Linked DNA regions of Homo sapiens: all the other regions are linked to region 2. The links are chromatin contacts, found by Hi-C or POLR2A ChIA-PET in ENCODE. All regions are on one chromosome and are shown on one strand. The core of a region is the stretch at or near the end of the contact, and the rest is flanking DNA. Distances in the headings are between cores, read along the strand shown.

Region 1 (3,498 bases), core at 206-2,705, 200 kb before region 2:
GGGAGGGTGGCAGACCCGGGGTCCACCTCCTGGCCATAGGAGCAGGGCATGCTTTGGGTCATCAGTGCCGACAGGCAGAAACGTCTCTTGGATATGAGTAGGGTGCTGCCATCAATCAAGTTTCTCTGAAAGAGGTTGGTGCTTGCCACCAAGAACTTGCTCTGCAAGCATGGGCTCTCCTCCCGGTTCTCACCGTGGAAGCCATGCCCTGGGCTGATGGACTTGCTTTGCAATCCCTGCTGGTAGCAGGCAGCAGGCAAGCCTGGATAGCCTTGTCGCAGTCCCACTGCCCCCAGGCCTACAAGAAAAAACCCAGTAGCCACTACTGATCTCGGGGCTGTTTATTCCCAACTGGGCTCACTGATACCCAGAATTACAAGAGGCGGATGGAAAAAGTCTTGTCCTGAGTCTCAAAGTGATGCTGAGACCTCTTCTTCCCCCTATTTCTCTGACCTTGCTTGGGCAAGTTTCTGTCCCATCCCATTTTGTGTCTAACTTTAGCTTTATTTTGATTCTGGCAAATACATTTGCAAGGAATAGTGATTTACGATAAGAATTCCTTTTCTCCCTGGCATAGTAAACATGTAACCGGAGATGGTTATACCAGTGCATCAGTCAATTGCTCTGGTTGAGCTGGGAGGAAGGGCTGCATGGATATTCAGAAGGCTTAGAAGAGTGTGCAGGCAATAAACACCATCTCTGAGTCACAAAACACTGAGTACTAGGGAGGCATTTTGAACTCCTCTCTGTCCCTCCAGAGGATAGGGGAAGGCAGAACCATCACTATGTTGGCAGCCTTAGATTTTAGATTTTATTGCTTGATGGTGGCCGGTGTCAACTCTGCTTCTCAGAGTAAGTCTTCATACTGAATGGACAGTGAACACCTGAAAATGAGTGTTCTTATAAAATTGTCAGCTTGTAACATTTCCTGGCCCCCCATGCAACTACAGGCTCTGATATCTGGGACCATACTGACTGTCCAACCACGAACTTAGCCCTCTGAGTTTCTAAGACACCCTGATTAGCAGGTGGGCTCTGTGCTACATCTCTGCAGCAGCTGAGGTCTCATCTGCTTGTTGAGACTCCAGTCTCACACTTGGTCTCAGGACAACAAGCTCCCCTATATGCAAATGGCCCTACATGCTCCCAATGGGGTCTTGATTCCCTGATTTGCAATCCACATTCAATAACAGTAGCAAACATTTCCTGTGCACACATTGTGTGCCAGATATTGTTTGCTCCATACAAAGATGAATCAGACACAGATGCTATCCCCAAGGTGTACCTATTCTAGCTGGGGAGATAGATGGGTACATGGATGATTCCATTGCAGGGTAATAGAAGAAGAGGTGAGAACAGGACACTGCAGGAGCCTTCATTGTGACCCTAACCTAGATATGGGGGAAGGGTAGTAATCCAGAGAGGAGTTCCCAGAGGAAGTGAAACCCTCCCACACTATTCCTGCCACAGAAGCCCTGATTCAAATCTTGTCCAGATTAGCTGGGCACAGTGGCTCACACCTATAATCCCAGCACTTTAGGAGGCTGAGATAGTGGAAGGATCATTGAGCCTAGGAGTTTGAGATCAGCCTGGGCAACATAGTGAGACTCTATCTCTACAAAAAATTTAAAACATTAGCCAGCATGGTGGCATGCACCTGTGGTCTCAGCTACTTGGAAGGTTAAGGCGGGAGGATCACTTGAGTGTAGGAGGTCAAGGCTGCAGTGAGCCTTGATTACACCACTGCACTCCAGCCTGGGTGACAGAGTGAGACCCTGTCTCTAAAACAATAAAATAAAAACTGTTCCCCAGAGGCTGCTTCCTGTTCCGTTTCTGCTGCAGACGGCTGGGCCTTGCTCTTGATCAACAGCCCACGTAGACCTAAGATGCACCATTGCATGTGCCCTGCCTAGTACTGCTGGGGCTGGGCTGCAACCCCACACACAGCCACCAGCAGGGCCAGTTGGGAGCCTGGCCCACAGGTGCTTGTGGCTCTGGGTCCTTCCCTAGTAGCTTTGCTGGGATCCTCCTAACCAAGTGCATTTAAATGAAGGTAGGATCTTTTGTAAATTGTGGGTTCACCCCCATTCTCACTACACTCAAAGAATTCTACATCATTCCTGGTAATACAGATTTCTGTAATATATCTTAACTATTTTGGCCACTCCGTTCGGCACCGATGATGTCATATTGGTATTGTTCTACTCTTGACTTGCAGTGGGCTGGTTTTTGAGTATCTAGTATATGCTTCCAAGTGCTACAAAAACAGATTCTCAGGAGGCAAAGAGGAACAGCCTTGGCTGGCTGAGGGGATGGATGGTCCTCTTGCTGCCTTTGAAAAAACCTGTCCTTAAGAGCTCTTAGCCTGCCTGCTGGGGAAGTGTGGTGGCCCAGCCATCCTGACTATGGTATGGCCAGATGTTTTTTGAGAACAAAGGGATGTGGATTTTGGTGCAATTTCAGTAGGTTAGAAGTACAGAATTAAAATACCTAATTGAAAAATCAAACAAATGAATCTTTTTCTTTGATAAGAACCCATTCATGACAATTGTGACTTCTGTGTAATGCTCTATTCTTTCATTACTTTAATTCTTCACCAAACTGAGACTTGATCTGTTTAACCCACTTGGAAATTGAATCACGGCTTGCCTTGCAGTACTTTTTCCATTTATAAACTTTGTCTCTGTAATAGATGATTGAGGCCTTGAGGACTGTGTCCTGCTTCTTTTTATTAGCCTTTTCCCACTCCAGCCATCCTTTCCTAGAACTTTGCTAAGCTCATTTGAACCTTGCTCACTAGGCACTGGATTATAGATGTCACTGTTTTTTCATCTAAATTTTTTTTTTTAAAGTGAGTATATTAGTCTGTTCTCATGCTGCTATGAAGCAGCATATCTGAGATTGGGTACCTGAGACTGAGTAATTTATAAAGAGGTTTGACTCACAGTTCCACATGGCTGGAGAGGCCTCAGGAAACTTAGAGTCATGGCGGAAGGGAAAGCAAACACATCCCTCTTCACATGACAGCAGGAGAGAGAAGTGCAGAGTGAAGGGTGAAAAGCCCCTTATAAAACCATCAGCTCTCGTGAGAACTCACTATCATGAGAACAGCATGGTGGGGGACAGCCCCCATGATCTAATTACCTCCCACAAGGTTTCTCCTCCAACATGCAGGGATTACAATTCAGATTACAATTCAAAATGAGACTTGGGTGGGGACACAGAGCCAGACCATATCATTCTGCCCCTGGCCCCTCCCAAATCTCATCCTTCTCACATTTCAAAACACAATTATGCCTTCCCACCATATCCCCAAAGTCTTAACTCATTTTGGCATTAACCCAAAAGTCCAAATCCAAAGTCTTTCATCTGAGGCAAGGCAAGTCCCTTCCACCTAGGAGCCTGTAAAATCAAAAGCAAGTTAGTTACTTCCTAGATACAATGATGGTACAGGCATTGGGTAAATACACCCATTCCAAATGGGAGAAATTGGCCAAA
Region 2 (3,553 bases), core at 993-3,492:
AAAAAGCCCAGCCTGAAGAAAAGTCTCAGAGTCCGCTGAGACAATGGAGGGGACTCAGCAGGTGACAAAGCCCCACCCTGCCCAGCAGCAGCCACAGAGTGCTGTCCCCAGCAAGGGAGGGAGGGCGCTGAGGCTCAGGGGACCCAGTGGGACGAGGGATGCAGCCTTCCCATCTCCACCATGCCCCCCATTTCATGGACTTTGGGACCCTCTCAAGGTCCATATGGCCCAGTGGCCAGCAAGGCTGTTTTCAGAATGCAGACCCAGTACAGATGCGTCACCAGGAGCCTGTGCCCTGGCCTGTCTTGACTAGCGACCCCCTTAGTCCTGTCAGCCCTGAGAGACTCCAAGGCAAGCCTCTGGGGGCTGAATCTAACAAATCAACCATCTCCCCAGGACTCTATCATGAGGCTGCACATTGGGTTCCCCTCCAACAGAACATTTTTCCCCAGAAATCACAGGATTAGGCCTCCTAACCTTCTCTCCCTAAACTGCCATGTCCAGGTGTTACTTGTAAGCTGACCATCAACTGAACCATAGTCATGAGAAAATGTGGATTTATATGTAGATTTGCTTGCAAGAGAAGTTGGGGGACCCCGACCAGGGACCAACAGTTTTGTTCCTGTGCTTCTGCCTGACCTGTGTCCTTGTCCAGTGCCTTGGCTCTCCTTCGTGTCTGCTGCAATCTCACTTAGGCAAAACTGTGGCTCTTTTACGCGGCCCCATTTGGTCTCTGGATGAACTGGGATACGATACTTTCATAGTCACATCCATTAGCAGGGACGGCTGCCTCAGTGACAGGTGTGGGTTGGGGGAAAAGCACACACTTGAGTGGCAGAGCCGGCTACTGCTCCTCCCAGGCACTTGCTCCCTCTTTCCTTCCCTGTCCTCTGCTCTGGAACTTCATAATCCTGAGCCACAATTGTGCACATCAGAGGAGAGATACAGGAACTAACAAAAAAGTGGCCCAGCAGTTTTGTTCCAGAGAATTGAGTTTAGAGCACAACGCCTCACCTGGGCTACCACAGTGCCCTAGAAAGCTGTAGATGGATACAGGATGTGATGGTGAGTTTCATGCATCAGCTTGGCTAGGCTATAGGACCCGGTTATTTAATAAACACTAATGTGGACGTTGCTGTGGAGGTATTTGTGGTGTGGGTCACATGTACAATAAGCTGATTTTCAAGAGATTGCCCCTGATCATGTGGATGGGCCTCATTCCGTTGATCCCCCTAAGAGCAAAAACTGAGGTGTCCCACAGAAGAAATTCTGCCTCAAGACTGCAGCCTCAACTTCTGACTTCAGAGCTGCTACCCCGCTGCTTTGAGGCCGGAGGCCCTGCTGGGCCCAGCCTCCTGTGGCTGAGTGTCATCTATTGTCTCACGCTCAGAAGGACCCCAGCCCCATCCAGAAACCAAACACACCCTGTGGTCAGTCTCAACTCAACCTGCCAACCACCTAGCTGTGATTCTGTCCTTCTCACTATGCTTATTACAAACAGGTGGACCAGGCTATAACTGGGCAAGATCTGCTGATGGCTTACTGCTGACTGAATCAGGCAGGGGTGCCTGCTCTTAAAGGTGTTTCTTTTTAGTGAGATCATGGCCTTGGGTGTGAGGCGAAGGAATAACTAGGGGCTAGGGAGCAGCAGATCCAGGTGTGAGGCCCAGCCCTTATGTTTATTGCCTCTGTCTTCTCACCTGTAAAATGGGTTCACAACAATAAGATTACTCACAGTGTTGCTTTGAGGCTCAAAGAAGGAAAGGTGTGTGAAGCATGTTGAGAACTATGAAGAAAAATACCAAGGTTAATAATTAATTAAAGCATTTTTACCACTTTCCATCGAACTATTGAGAACAACAAAAAACTTTTCCAAACTGTGGCTAAAAGCAAGAGGTCGGTCTCTCCTCTAACGTTTCTTCTTTGATTCCCAGGCTTTTGCATTTAGCCCAAAATAGGCTCCTTGGTGCCCTGCGTTTTAAGTAGGAAGTGACCAAGTCACTGACTTCCCGGAATCTGTCTCTGCCAACACAGGCCATAGAGTCCTTAACAACCCGCCTGTGAACAGTTATTTATAGTGTTCACCTCAGGCGGACACCACTTTTAGGGCAGCAGGGAAATGAGAACATCCGCTAAGGGCGGTTTAGATCGATCTGTTTTGCCCAGCTCTGCTCAGCTGGGAGAAGTCTGCTGTCTGCTCCACAGCCCCTCCACTTCAGAGCAGGTAGTCGTGGCTTGCACTGTGGGCTGTTCCCCCAGCCTCTACACAGCTAGAAGACAACCTCTTCCTGTTCACAGAGCTCTAGAGGGGGACAAGGGAGTGTCAGCCTAGCATCTGTGGAAAAAGAGTTCAGGGAGGCTGCAGTGAGCCATGGGAAAACCTAGGTCTCTTCCCTGCTAGTGTGTGACTTCCAAGACCTCTGGCTTCCCCTCCTAAGTGACGGTGGCATGCTCTGCCTGCGTGTGTCATAGAGATCCTAAAACCTCCCGTGAACAAAGACTGGTACACAGGCGGGTAACAGTGTTGCTATTATTCTTTCTTCAGTAATATGACCCAACACAAGCAAAGAAAGAGACAGGCAGGCTGGCTTCACGGCTAGAGTTGCTGAAGATGACCACCGCAGGAGGGAAAGGAATCACGTTCATGGTTACTTGTCATCAGTGCAGAGTTCCCTCCCAGTGTGTTAGGACAAAAGGGAAGAACCTCTGCAGTTGAGAAGCAAGGCACAGATAAGAATCTTTGGATTTCTTCGGTTAGGTACTAAATGCCTGGAGTGCGGCTTTTTCTGCCAGCAGCTGCGTCCAGTCATTTGTGGTGTTGAGGCCAGGGTAGCGGCCCTGTCCTGGGAGTCGGCCTCAGTCTTTGGCTTTGGCTGTAAGGCACACTGAGAGAAACTAGGCTGCAGGCCGCTCTTCTCTGCCTTAAACCCCTCTGGGTGGGGCAGCTCTCTCGAGAGCAGTCATTACTGCAGCTGTGTGAGCTGCAGGGTGGCTGAGCAGAGGAAAGGGAGGCACGATTGCTCACCCCTTGGGAGGCGGCACAGGTCACAAGAGAGCTTTGGAGTTGTACAAATCTGGGTTCCAATCCTGGATCTCCCTTCTTAGACATTCAGACCACCTCTCTAACCCTCGGTTTCCTCTTCTGTGTAGTGGTGATAATCCTACAGGCCTCAAGATTTTGGGGACACCAAACGAGAGCACAGAAAACCAGTGCAGGGGGGAGGGTGCTGGTGCAGGGTAGTTGGTGAGTGAGCATGACCCTCAGCACCCCTGACTCCACCGTTCACACCTGAGAACGTAGGGCCGGAGATGACTTTGCCAAGACTGAGCACCAAGCAAGAAGCACGGCTGCGGGAAACGCGGCATGCTCAGGCATCCACAGTCTTTAAGCTAAATGACATCTTACTGAGCGCTCCCTTCCACAAGACTCCGTGTTGGGAACTGTGCATGCGAGGGATCTAGGTTGCCTGGGGGAGGTGCTCTCCCCTCACCTTCTTCAGAAAACAACTTCCAGGTTTAGTGTTTAGAGTAATTTTTTTTAAATGTACAAAAA
Region 3 (3,827 bases), core at 1,216-3,715, 140 kb after region 2:
ATAGGCCCACATGCAAAGATCGTCTCCTGTAGCTAGCATAGTAGTGCACACAGTTATGAATAAGTTCATAAGTTCATCAGTGAAAGTGCACGTGCATTGGAACACCCAAGGCATATTTCTTTCTTCTTTTTTTTTGAGACGGAGTCTCCCTCTGTCACCCAGGCTGGAGTGCAGTGGCACGATCTCTGTTCACTGCAACCTCTGCCTCCCGGGCTCAAGCAATTCCCCTGCCTCAGTCTCCCGAGTAGCTGGGATTACAGGCATGCACCGCCACACCCGGCTAATTTCTTTGTATTTTTTAGTAGAGATGGGGGTTTCTCCATATTGGCCAGGCTGGTCTCGAACTCCTGACCTTGTGATCCACCCGCCTCGGACTCCCAAAGTGCTGGGATTACAGGCGTGAGCCACTGCTCCCAGCCACCAAGGCATATTTTTATGCTTCAAGTCTGTTTTGTTAGTACACTTTTGTTACTTGTTAGCTTTGCTAGCTAGTACACTGGCTGACAAATAGGAAGAGCTCACATAAAAATTTTTAGAATGCATAATGGATAGCACTTGCCTTGGAATCAGTCAAAACTAAGGGGGGCCTCATAGAAACCAGTTTGCATTAGGGCATTTTTCTAGTGAAGAAGAGTATGGAGGATGGGGGGAAGAGGAATTTGCACCCCCTAACAACAGGTTGGGGGATGGGATGGGGAGGAACCCTGGCGCCTGTTCAGACACTGGTCCTCCAGCTCTGGGCCCTGGACTTAGATCTCAGCCCCACATGGAGAAGGGCTACAGGCAGGGAGAGAAGCCACCAAGTTTCACCAGATGTGGCTTTGGTGCCAGGAGACACAGAGTGAAGGCTCCTGCACAAAACAGAGCCTACCCTGGCACTCAGGGCCTGAGGCAGACAGTGCAGAGGAGGAGCCAGCCTGTTTGGGAGAACAGCAGCTTCACCCAGCGCACTGGCCAGTTGGCAGCCAGGACAGGGGAGGCAGCATTCCTAGGAGGCAGCATCATTCGGGAGGCAGGAGCAGAAGACGAGGACTAGATACAACCAAATTGCCATTCATATGACCCCTTTGGTACACAAAAGCCGATGAACCTGTAGAAACTCAGCTATCCTGTGCCTGTATGTGATGGAGATGCAATGCTATACGATTTTAGGTGCAAATGACCTGGCATTATCAGGCCCCAAGGTTACTGCTTGAGTCCCTTGAAGCTAGCAGTCTGGTATTGCACTCCCGTACTGTCTAGGGATCCCTGGACCTTTAGGGTATCTTGAGGGGTGGGGGTCCTGGCCTGTGGCACTGGCTGGAGGTCTTGGTGAGTCCAAGTCACCTGACTGCAGAAAAAACAGAGCTTGCAGAAGGCCGTTCCTCCATTCCTACCTTGCAAGTGGCTTTGGGATCTAGATTGCCTATTTCAGGGCCTATTTATAAGCAAATTTCTTAGATGGAATTTTTTATGCCTCAAAATTTCAAAGGATTTTTAGTCAATTAATATCTTCCACCACCCTACTAGATGGTTTCTGGTTGCAGTGGGAGAGAGACAGAATGACACAGCCTACAGTGGATTTCTTCAAAGATGCTCAGGAATTAGAGAATCTGTTTCCCCACCTCCGTTTCCTTTCTGGTCCTGTTTTCAGAGCTCCTTCCCACGCTATCAGACACATGCTGGCTTATCATTGCCTTTGACAACTAGCTCAGTACCCGGTAGATGACTGAAAAGAAGTGAAATCTGCTGTCGCTTTCGATATGTGTGATTGGGCTTCTGTCCCCAGGACCCCACTGAGACACTGAGAACCACCCAACCCTACTGACACTTTTCCACTGAGATCTCACTCCCATCCCCACCTCCACTGCTCTCTTAGTTCAGGTCTCAGTCACCTCTTAACCTGTATGTCTTCTGTAATCTCCAAAGTGATGATGTTCTTGACTCCAGTATGGGTCTCTCCAATCCATTCTGTCTTTTACTCCCAGGAAGGTATAACTAATTGCCAACCCTGACTGTAGCAAGCTGAATTACAGCCCCCAAATATATGCAGGTCCTAATCCCTGAAGCCTATAAATGTGAGCTTATATGGAAAAAGGGGTTTTGCAAATGAGTTAAGAATCTTGAGATGTGGAGATAAGCTTGAACCATGGCCCTAAATGCCATCACAAGTATCTTTATAAGAGGGAGGAAGGGGGAGATCACAGTGAAAGAAGGAGGCGATGTCACCACAGAGGGATAGTTTGAAGTGTTGTGGCCACAAGCCAACAACCACCAGAAGATGGAAAAGGCTACAAACAGATTCTTCCCTAGAGCCCCTAGAGGCTGTGCAGCCCTGCTCACACCTGGATTTAAGACTTTTGACTTTCAGAATTGTGAGAAAATAAATTTCTCTTGTTTTGAGTCACTCCATTTGTGGTTTGGCACAGGAAACTCACAAATGAGCAAAAATCCTGTTGCTCCAAACTACAAAGCCCTCAGTAGTCTGAACCATGAACATTCTTCAAACTCATGTCTCTCTCTGCCCCTTACTTCATCCTTCATCCTTGGCCATACTTACTCTACCAGCTCTGTGGGAGCTCCTAGTCCTTCCTCTCTCTGAAACTCTCCGATGGTTCACCTTGTGGACACCTGCACATAGCTCCTGTCTGGTCTTGAAAGTCATCACCTTTCTGAAGCCATGGAAGTCTGTTCCCACCTGTTCAATATGTTTGATTTTTAGTTCTCTGTGTAACCTACAATTTATTCCACTTGTCTATTTATGTTTTTATCTTCTACTAGACTGGAGGATCCTTACAGGCAGGGACTGAACCTGATTTACTTCTGATAACCCTATTCCTGGTATAGCAATTGTCATATAGTGGAAGGCTAGTAAATGTTTTAATGTTTAATGTTTAAATAAAATCACTTCTGTGCAACAATTTTATACAGATGTTCATTCCTCCTCCTTCTTCTTCAAAAATCCTCCTCTGACTCTAGCACACATTCCCCGTTTTGTCCACTGTGATTTTTGTGATTGTCTTTCCTCATTCTTCTTCCCTGGAATTTCATGTCATATCCACCTCAAATGGCATTGCCTATAGGTCAATTTTCAGTTTTCCTTCTCTTTTAGCTCTCCCATGTATGGTCTTTTTGAGTAATTTTGGTCATTCTTCTATGTCTTCGGCTTCTAAACATGGTTCCTTCCTCTCCTCTGAACTCTTTCCTACCTGCCCACTGGAAATCTCTGCACGGATGTCCCACAGACACTTTTAGCCTAACATGTCAAAAACAGTTTTCTCCTCTTCTTCCCTCCCTATTAATCTGGACAAGAAGGGCCCCTGGGCTAGAGTTCTGGAAGCCAAGGTAGGAAACAAGAAGAGTAGGATGAAGCAGAGCAGAAGCCGAAGGCCTTGGAGTCAAGAGCACCCAGTGCCAATGTCATGGGATTGTTCAGATTAAACTTTTCTTTGAAAGGCCTCGGCATAGATGCAGAAACCAGACAGGAGACCACAACCAAGACACCAAACCAGGCCACCAGGGAGGGCTGTGCAGGAAGGAAACAGTGCACAAAAATGTTCTGCAGAGACAAAGCCTCCAGGGTCTTCTTATGGGGCACTCTAAGATGTCAGTTGGGGTAACATCCACTGCTACAATTCCTTTTTCCTTTTACTCAGCTGTTCACATTAGAAACCTCAAAGTTATTCTTTCTCTTACCTCTCCTTTAACCCACCCTGCTTAGCAGATTCTAGGTTAAAGGGAGCTCCTATTTTCTGTCCTTGGCCTCTGCTGCCCCATTTCCATTGTCTCTTCCTGTCTCCTGCCTGGGGCACTCAAAGACCTCCAAAGGCCACCCCCTCACCCCCCTT

Evidence for each region. A loop is a pair of places that touch in the nucleus more often than their neighbours do. ChIA-PET counts read pairs that join two places held with the same protein, here RNA polymerase II (POLR2A). Pooled maps may share reads with other maps.
Region 1: a loop to region 2 is called in a pooled map, with 2.4 times the contacts of the local background. The contact joins two enhancer-like sites. A Hi-C loop is called at or near these places in 1 of 50 pooled maps. POLR2A ChIA-PET finds 5 or more read pairs at or near these places in 2 of 52 experiments (AG04450 and HepG2).
Region 3: a pooled map shows a loop between it and region 2 (2.0-fold over the local background). The contact joins two enhancer-like sites. A Hi-C loop is called at or near these places in 1 of 37 single-sample maps with no recorded cell type and 6 of 50 pooled maps. POLR2A ChIA-PET finds 5 or more read pairs at or near these places in 3 of 52 experiments (OCI-LY7, activated CD8-positive, alpha-beta T cell and activated naive CD8-positive, alpha-beta T cell).

What each region holds. Positions count from the first base shown.
Region 1 is chr1:229,135,413-229,138,910 of GRCh38, reverse strand. The region is part of intron 1 of LINC02815 (long intergenic non-protein coding RNA 2815); the gene reads left to right. Among named protein-coding and RNA genes, the nearest start is that of LINC02815, 18 kb to the left of the region's middle. Within about 2 kb of position 1,455, at least 2 of the 41 ENCODE cell types and tissues checked have a DNase peak (open chromatin) inside an H3K27ac peak, as active enhancers do.
Region 2 is chr1:228,937,305-228,940,857 of GRCh38, reverse strand. All of the region lies in intron 2 of LOC124904539 (a long non-coding RNA gene), which reads left to right. Among named protein-coding and RNA genes, the nearest start is that of RHOU, 200 kb to the right of the region's middle. Within about 2 kb of position 2,242, at least 17 of the 41 ENCODE cell types and tissues checked have a DNase peak (open chromatin) inside an H3K27ac peak, as active enhancers do.
Region 3 is chr1:228,792,894-228,796,720 of GRCh38, reverse strand. No RefSeq gene overlaps it. Among named protein-coding and RNA genes, the nearest start is that of RHOU, 59 kb to the right of the region's middle. Within about 2 kb of position 2,465, at least 2 of the 41 ENCODE cell types and tissues checked have a DNase peak (open chromatin) inside an H3K27ac peak, as active enhancers do.